2 separate regions of the Homo sapiens genome follow, and region 2 is linked to region 1. Evidence: chromatin contacts called from ENCODE Hi-C data. All regions are on one chromosome and are shown on one strand. Each heading gives the region's core, a stretch centred on a gene start or an enhancer-like site at or near the end of the contact. The rest is flanking DNA. Distances are from core to core; before and after follow the strand shown. Region 1 holds the start of PCF11 (PCF11 cleavage and polyadenylation factor subunit). Region 2 holds the start of CHORDC1 (cysteine and histidine rich domain containing 1).

What was found. Hi-C counts contacts between places; a loop is a spot of excess contacts on that map. Pooled maps may share reads with other maps.
Region 2: a loop to region 1 is called in a pooled map, with 14 times the contacts of the local background. The contact joins the promoter of CHORDC1 here to the promoter of PCF11 in region 1. A Hi-C loop is called at or near these places in 3 of 50 pooled maps.

Annotation. Positions count from the first base shown.
Region 1 is chr11:83,155,827-83,160,035 of GRCh38, forward strand. It overlaps PCF11 (PCF11 cleavage and polyadenylation factor subunit), which reads left to right and starts at 1,305. Exons shown (of 16, transcript NM_001346413.3): 1 at 1,305-1,805. The coding sequence starts at 1,614. RefSeq lists silencers at 881-960, 2,411-2,470 and enhancers at 1,161-1,210, 1,275-2,064, 1,361-1,610.
Region 2 is chr11:90,221,194-90,225,233 of GRCh38, forward strand. CHORDC1 (cysteine and histidine rich domain containing 1) reads right to left here and starts at 1,856. Exons shown (of 11, transcript NM_012124.3): 1 at 1,698-1,856. The coding sequence starts at 1,761. LOC124902812 (a long non-coding RNA gene) reads left to right here and starts at 1,966. Exons shown (of 2, transcript XR_007062978.1): 1 at 1,966-2,227.

The DNA.
Region 1 (4,209 bases), core at 55-2,554:
CAGTGGCGTGATCTCGGCTCACTGCAACCTCCACCTCCCGGGTTCAAGCGGTTCTCCTGCCTCTGCCTCCCGAGTAGCTGGGACTACTATAGGCGCACGCCACCACGCCCAGCTAATTTTTGTATTTTTAGTAGAGACGGGGTTTCACCATGTTGGCCAGGGTGGTCTCGATCTCTTGATCTCGTGATCCGCCCGCCTCGGCCTCCCAAAGTGCTGGGATTACAGGCGTGAGCCACCGCGCCCAGCCCGTAATTGACACATTTTAAAAGCTTATATTTAGGTCAATATCGCTACTCAATGAAAAAATTACGTTTGGTTTGTGTTATGTCGCAGCTCCACGGTGAACTATTTGAAAGCTTTGTGTGTTTTACGAGCATCATTTCCAACCTGGGAAGACAGCCCCACAAGTTTAAAACAAAAGTGCATGCGCGTGTGTGTTTTCCTACGTGCCCCAAATAGTGTATGCTAAGGAGGTTCTGAAATGCAGATTCACAGTGGAGATATTACGGTCCAGCTGGGTGTGGCTGTTGTGAAAAACTCTTCCTAGAGCTCATAGTGGGCTCCTTAAAGAGCTCCTCCAAACCCCCAAGGAAAAAGCCTTTCACACTTAATCTCTAAATAAAAGGCATTTTCCTGGGGATTCAAGTCAGGCAAGCTCGCCTAGGTATTTTTGTGGGTGTGGGAAGCGGCGTGCTGGAAGAAACTCTCCAGCAGTGCTTTCCGAAGTTCCGGGTAAATTGGGCACCTCCCTCCCACTTCCCAGTTCCCAGAGGGGCAGCTGGACCCGCCCTGGCTCTCCAGAGCACCTGAGACGCTAAGGGAGAGGGGGTGCGGCGGCAGAAAGCCTCCGCTCCCTCCAACCCCCGCTCCCTCCAACCCCCACCGTCGGTAGCAGCTACGGGGCAGGCGGGAGGAAAGATGATTGACAGGCCCGCTCAGTGGCTGGGAAGCTAGAGGGAGGGACGAAGAGGGGACGGCTGAGTCTTCTTCTCAAAGTGGTTGGGTTGGGCCGCGGGAACTGCCTTCCCAGGCCTATTGGCTTCCCTGAATGGGTTGTTATGGTAACAAATGACCGAACAGTCCCTTATGAATCGGCCAATGAGAAGGGCCGTCTTTTCCAGTGCGCCTCCGAGCAGTAGATGTTGCGAAAGTCCGGGTAGAGGCCGGAGAAGAAGGCGGTGCCAGGGCGTCCTGCGGAAGGGCCGGGGGCGGGGCTCGTGACGTTGCCGGGACAGCCAATCACGCCTGGTTTTATCAGTGGCCCCGCCCTTTTACCGCACATTTCCCCTCCCCTAGTTCATTTCGCACGACGCAGCGGTTGGGAACACAGACATTTTCGGAGCTGGAGCCGCCACTGCCGCCGCCATTTTGTGTCTGTGGAGAAAGAAGCTTCTGTGGCGGCTGGAAGTGGACGGAGATCACCCGCGAGACGGCGGCGTTTCATACCCGAGGTTCCCCCTGTGTCGTCCCCCATCCCCCCTCCGCGGTCAGCATGTGGTGAAGCCGGAGCCGCGAGAGAGCCGGGGAGAGGAAGAGGAGTCGGAAGGGAGGCGGGGTATCCAGAGCGGCTTCAGCTTCAGCTGCAGCGGACCTCGGAGGGGGGCCGCGGCGCAATGTCAGAGCAGACGCCGGCCGAGGCCGGTGCTGCGGGGGCCCGGGAGGACGCCTGTCGGGATTATCAGTCATCGCTCGAAGACCTGACCTTCAATAGCAAGCCGCACATCAATATGCTGACCATTCTAGCCGAGGAGAACCTGCCCTTCGCCAAGGAGATCGTCTCTCTCATCGAGGCCCAAACCGCCAAGGTTTTTATACACCCCGCAGCCTCCTATTACTTCTAATACTCCCTGATTTTAGTGTCAGCCTCATCCCAGGTCTCGCTTCCATCCCAAGGGGGACAGTGTTCCTTCTCTCCAACCCCCCCACCCCCCTCCAACTCAGGCTCGGTCTTTGGCCCAGGCTTCGAGCATGGGCCTCTGGGGGGGAGGGAGTGGGGAGGATAAAGGGTGGAGTCCCACTTCCGCTTTCCAACTCCCTTTTTAGGCCACCGCATTGTATATCCCGACACACACACGCTTTGAATAGAGCCCTTTGGGGTGGGGGAGACTTAAAGGCAGTTTGTGGTTTGGGGAAGTAAGAGTTAACATAAGCCATTTTAATTCCCTGGGAAGTGGGAGAGTGGGTCTCCCATTTTCCCCAAGCACCCTTTTTGGTAATTGTGTTCTGTGGGTTGGAAGGAGGTGAAGGGGGACCTGGGAGCGAGCTGTTGGTGGGTGGGAATAGGGATTTGGCCCCGAGTGGAGCAGCCGCCTGTTAGGAGCCCAACATGGCGCCTGAAAAGCACATGATGCGAAAGGGAAGAGAGGAGAATCCATTCCCTGCCAGCCAGGCAGCTGCTCACTCCCGTCAGCCCCATTTTGGGGTGGGGGCGGCTAGATAAAACTTTTATTCTCCTATTGGAGGGTCTAATTTGTCCCAAAATAGGGGCAAGTGGGGTTGAGGGTGGGGTTTGGGTGGGGGGAGGAGATCTTATCCAACCTGTAGGTGGAGAACTGGCCCAGAGGGTAACAAGTACTTGCAGTTTCTCTGAAAAGTTCAGTCCCTCCTCCTCTTCCTTTTCTCTTTTTCTCCCTTCCCTGATAGCGAAGGAGTGTTTTTCTTTACCCCTTGACAGAAGTGGTCCTCTGCCACCTTATATTTCCCTGTAGTCCTCCTCTTCTGTGGATTCATATGGGAGCGATATGTCATTTAAGTAAAGTTACTGTTCAACTTAGTTACAATGAGTTTTAATAGCGTCCCAGTGCTACATTTTATTTTTCAAGCTTGTACTCACGGTTTAGTTTTTTCTAGTTGTTAGTGATTGCAATTATCAGGATGAGCCTCCTTTTAGCAGAGTGAACCCCTTTTTAAAGGCCACTTTAACAACAACCACCAATATATTGTTTAGAGACGGTTTCTGTCTAGTGTAAAACTTGAGTGGTCTGACTCTAATAAATGGTTTTGAAATGTGTGACTGGTATTATAAAATTTGTGAATAAAACATATAAAATATGTATTTGTCTTTTTTATTTACCTTTGTAAGGTGTAGAATCTGTTTCCAAGACTTATTTTTATCTACGTGGTTGTGTGTTTTAAACAAAAGTCTTTAAGTGACTTGGGTTCATTCTTCTTTAGGTTCCATCCACTCTTTTGGGTAAACCTCTTCACAAGATACACGGTTTCAGGTGGTCCTTTCATAATTTAAAGAGGACGAAAAGGAAGGGTTTTTTTTCTTTTTCCTTTTAAGGACCTCAACAAGTTTATCATGCTCAGTCTGACAGCTAAGATACAAGTTTTCGTTCACTTTTTCCTGTGAAAGTGTATGTAAAACAGCTTTTTTTTTTAAGTGTGAGATTTAAAAAGGAAGCATTCGTCATACTCAACATGCTTTTTATTGATACCACAAACATCTTGGACATGAAAACTTAGTTTTTGCCTTGTTGAAGGCTTAACTTGACATTAAATGCCTTAAAGCACTTGTGTTTTTAAGGCAAAAACATTGATTTTTAAAATCTAATTACCTCGTATCTTGGGATTTAATATTCCACAGCGCCTAATATTTAGCAGCTCAGGTTGTCACTCAAAGAACCTTGCTGGTTTTTAATGGATCCGGAAGACCTTCGAGAACCGAAAACTAAATGCTGAATATAGTGACCACATAAAACTTGTGTTTGTATATCGCTACACAGTGATGAAAATAGATGAGCTCTTTGCTGGTAAAAGACAGCTGAAATTTTGGGGGCACACGTTTCCTGGTTATTTTTGTAAAGCCAGGTTGAGGAAAAGATGTAAAAGTCACTTTGGGGGATCTATCTTAATCTGGGTTGGGATCGAGGGTGAGGGGAGGGATTTCCGTTATTTGGTAGCAAACTGGCCTGGTTTTGTGTTTTGGAGGTGAATGTTTGTGTCCTTATTCTTTAGCTTCTCTGCGTTACTAAACTTAAAGGATTCACACTTAATTTGACTCCTCCCAAGAGAGAGCAGTAGCGAAAAATAATACATAAAAGGACTTCACTTGTACAATAAAAAATTAGCCTACTTAACAGACTTTGGTGTTTAAGAGAGCCTGTTTATCTTCATAAGTACAATAATGACTAAAATGGTGTAAAACATGACATGGTAAGGTAAAGACACAGCAGTAAACCATTTGACATGTTCGTACTTAATATA
Region 2 (4,040 bases), core at 606-3,105, 7.1 Mb after region 1:
CTTATTTCTGTCAACTGTACAAGGTCAAACCTCTTCCTAAAAAACCTCCTAACCAACCTTTCTATTTAGTTCTTGTCTCCTACTCCGTATCTCCATTTTCTTCTCCTTCCATTCACTCAATCAGTTTACTTGAAAAATGTATTCTAAGTCTCTAAAAAAACCGTCATTTCGCTAAAGTAAATATACTTATTGGAATTTCTCTGCTGTAACTAGTACTGCTGACCACCCAAGTTTTGAGACGGTTTTCCTGGTCGCTTTCTGTTTCCTAGGCACTGCACCAATTCACACATGGATACAGACTTCCAACAAATGACTATCGCCCCTGAACTTTATTGTCTCATAAGCAAAGCGTCAGTCTTTCCCCTGTATTCTATATTAAAGTAGAATATCTGCAGACATAAGTGCAATTAATGTTTTACATAGGCTGCCAACACCAAAGGGCTTTAAAATCGTTTCTCGATTTTGTCATCGACTGAAATCTCACAATTTTCCTCATGAGTAGCATCATATTTGCATCATAAAAATGTCAGTGGCGGTAACTTGAGTATTGCATAGGTTGGATTTTCCTTTTCCTTAAAACTCTGTATCAATGGTCTTATTTTAAATAACGCTATCAATTTACCTGTGTGCCAAAAATAAGTATTTCAAACATCTCAGAGGTGAAGAGTTCAAAAGGCATCAGTTTTCATCTCCTCCACAATAATGAAGGATGTTATTAATACAACCTCATTGAACTGAGCTTCTCTATCAAATGGGTCTAATTAACATTACATGCGTCCCAGGGTGGTTATGAAGATTAAATAAGATAAAGCAATAATGGCTGGCATGCAGAAAATATAAACTAAATGCTAGTTCAATCTGAAAACGTGTTGTCACTTCTCACGATACGCAAGGAATCATCTCACTTCTTTGTCAATCAAAATTTCAATTCACTGATCATTTCCCGTCCTTCACCTAATAGTCATTTTCGCTTTGGATCCTTAACTCGACATCTAGGTGCTGTAGATGACATTCACTCATTTTATACGGGAGTAGGCATGGTAGTAAAACGTGGAGGCCACAAGAAGAACAAGCAACAAATGCCGCTAGTAATAAAAAGATAACTAACGTACCACCAGGATGAACCTATCAAAACAGCGTGAAGATACAGAGTAATGTCCCTTACCAAGAACACTTGTAAGAGGTTTGTAACAGCGGATCGACTGAACACAAACTTCTACAAGGCAGAGCTTACATGCTAGGACAACCCGCTGCTCATCCCGGCCACCTCTCCCTCTCGCGCAGGCAATCACAGCCATCACTACTTCGGGAACTACAAAGCAAGCTCACCAGTACCTCGTTAATTTTTGCTTCCCCAGAGACTGGAGGGCCAGAGGAGAAACGTGTTCGTTCTAAATTCCAGGCGACTTAAAAGGAGTGCGGGGACGACGGGGGAAACACGTGGATCCATGGGAGCGTCTCTCTCCGCAGTGGCAGAGGACAGTCAGGCGCCGGGGCCGGGCGCTCGCCAAGGGAACGCGGCGCAACAGAGGGGCGGCCGGCGGGCTGCGCGGGCAGCCAAGGGAGGCCCAGGAGGGGCATGGACCTGGGGCCGCGCGAGGACGGCTGCAGGAGATCCGCGGACACCCTCCGGCCCAAAGGGCCTCCCCTGCTGATGAGGTGGAGGGGAGGGAGGGCTGGCGGCGCGTTCCTCTTACCGTCGGAATTGGTCTCAGGATCGAAGCGCTGACCGCAGCCCCGGTTGTAGCACAGCAAGGCCATTTTCTTTTCCCACCGTCACAGGCAAGGCCCAAACACCGGGAACGGCAAGAGGATGCGTTTGCCACTCCCGTGTCGCTAGCACCGGTCTGACGACTGAGGCGGCTACCGGCTTCCGGAAACGATCCGTTGCGTTTCAGGAACCTTCGCGAATTTTCCGGTCGCGCAGGCGCAGAGGAGAAGGGACGAGGCGGAGGTAGCGGCGGGAGGCTGGCACTAGCCCGGGCCACGATAGGTCGGACTACAGCTGGTAGCAACTGGGGGTCGGAAGTGGAGCCCAGACAACAGCGGAGGAGAAATTTCCGGGGCAGAAAATGAAGGTGTCCGAGAGACTGACAATTCTCTTCTGACTTCCTCAGTGCTAACTGGCTTTGGGTATCTCCTGCAGCAAAGTGGCCGCCCCGCCCTCTCATCCCCTGCGACCCAGCACCCTTCTTCCTTGCCTTGAGGCTGCGCCTTAGACAGCCCGGTGGGTATCTGTTTACCCCTTAGCACTAAGGGATAAGTGCACAGTAAGTGCAGAATCATACAGTGTTTCCAAATCCTCAGGGTAGACGTGTGAGCTTAGTAAATGAGAGGAATAGCGGACGAACCTCTCCGTGTGTTTGTGTCTCGAGTGCCCTCATCTCAGGAGCAATTTTAATAACTTAACAGTTGCGGTCACATTACTTTGAAAATACAAAAAACGTAGAAATCAGAGTAGCAAAGAAAATTATGGATCTGATGCTGTGCCAGAATTGATCACAGTTGCTCTAAAGCCCTGGGGTAATAGTTAATATTTCATGTGAGCCTCCACTTAAACGATTTATCAATACTCAGTACACCACTCTTGGAACAGCTAGTAAAACTTCAGGTGCATTATAAAAAGTACAGTAATGCATTGGCTTCAACTTGCATATTTCCCAAACATGGGCGTTTGCAAGAAAAGCAAACACTTTTTGATAACATATACTGAAGGATCTTAAAATAAGATCAGCAGCTTATAAGTGAACCTAAAAATCTATACACTGTTTCCATTGATCTCAAGGTTATTTAGAGATCTGCTCACGTCCTCCTACCCCTAAAGACTTTTTAGTTTTTCATATTCTCTTTCTCTTCTTCTACCTAGAAGTATTAAATTTTCATATTGTGATCCACCATAGATAGGTATGTTTTCTTCATTTAACCTAACGTGAGTATTTTTCTATTTTGTTTCATAGTCATTGTTACAAATGACGGAGTATTCTGTTGAATAAATGCACTGTAATTTAACCTTTCTCTAATTTCCCCAACTTTATTATATATAAGTTACAGTGCTCAACCTGTGTATTGTTTTTCTTATTTCGAATTTCCCCCTTTAGGAAAATTTTTGGAAAGCGACAGTTCTGGGGTAAAGGGCATAAGGCTTTTTAAATAACTTTAAGATTTTAAAGATATATAGAGCCAATTGCTTTCCGAAAGGTGGTACCAATTTACAATTGCACCGGCTGTGAATGTAATAGACCGTAGAAATTGATCATACACAATTGGAAATGAGTAAGTGGAGAGCTCTAAAAAGTTTTAGTTGTGACCAAATCTGTTGTCTTGAGTATCCTAGTATCAATGCAACATTACCAGGATTGTTAGTGAACTAAACCTTTTAAATAATTTTAATGTTTATTTCTAGTTTTTCATCTGTAGCATTTTACAATCAGAATATAATTGCTTATGGTAGATAATTTGGAAAACGCAGAAGTATACTAAGAACAAAGTCAACAATAATTCCACCACCCAGCAATAAGTACTGAATGGCTAAAATAACTCTTTGGTAAATTTATTTTCAGTGTTTCCTGACACCCCAAGCATTTATAGATATATATGTTTAAAAAGAGTCGTGTTATATATAGGAGTTTATGTTCCTCCCTTGGGTATTTTGAGAAACTATAAAATTAAATCATTCTTATGATTAAGAAAAACAGTGTTACAGCAACAGCCTGTTTCAATCCCACCTCCACTTACATTTCCATTCCAACACTTCAGTGCTGACTAACACCCACTGTTTGAAAAACTTTCTAGAATTTACATGTATATTTTATATACACTTTGAATATATCTTCCCTTCCTTCTTTACCCCCATACATATCAAAATATGCTTTAACTTTGACTATCTTGTTATTAACAAAAGACTTAAATAAATATGTTAACTTAAAACAATTGTCAATTATTCTTGGTGCAAAATGAATGTTTATCATACTACTCTCTTTTTCTGCATTTAAAAATATTTCTTAAAACAATTCAGTTAAGTTTAATTAAGCTCCATTATC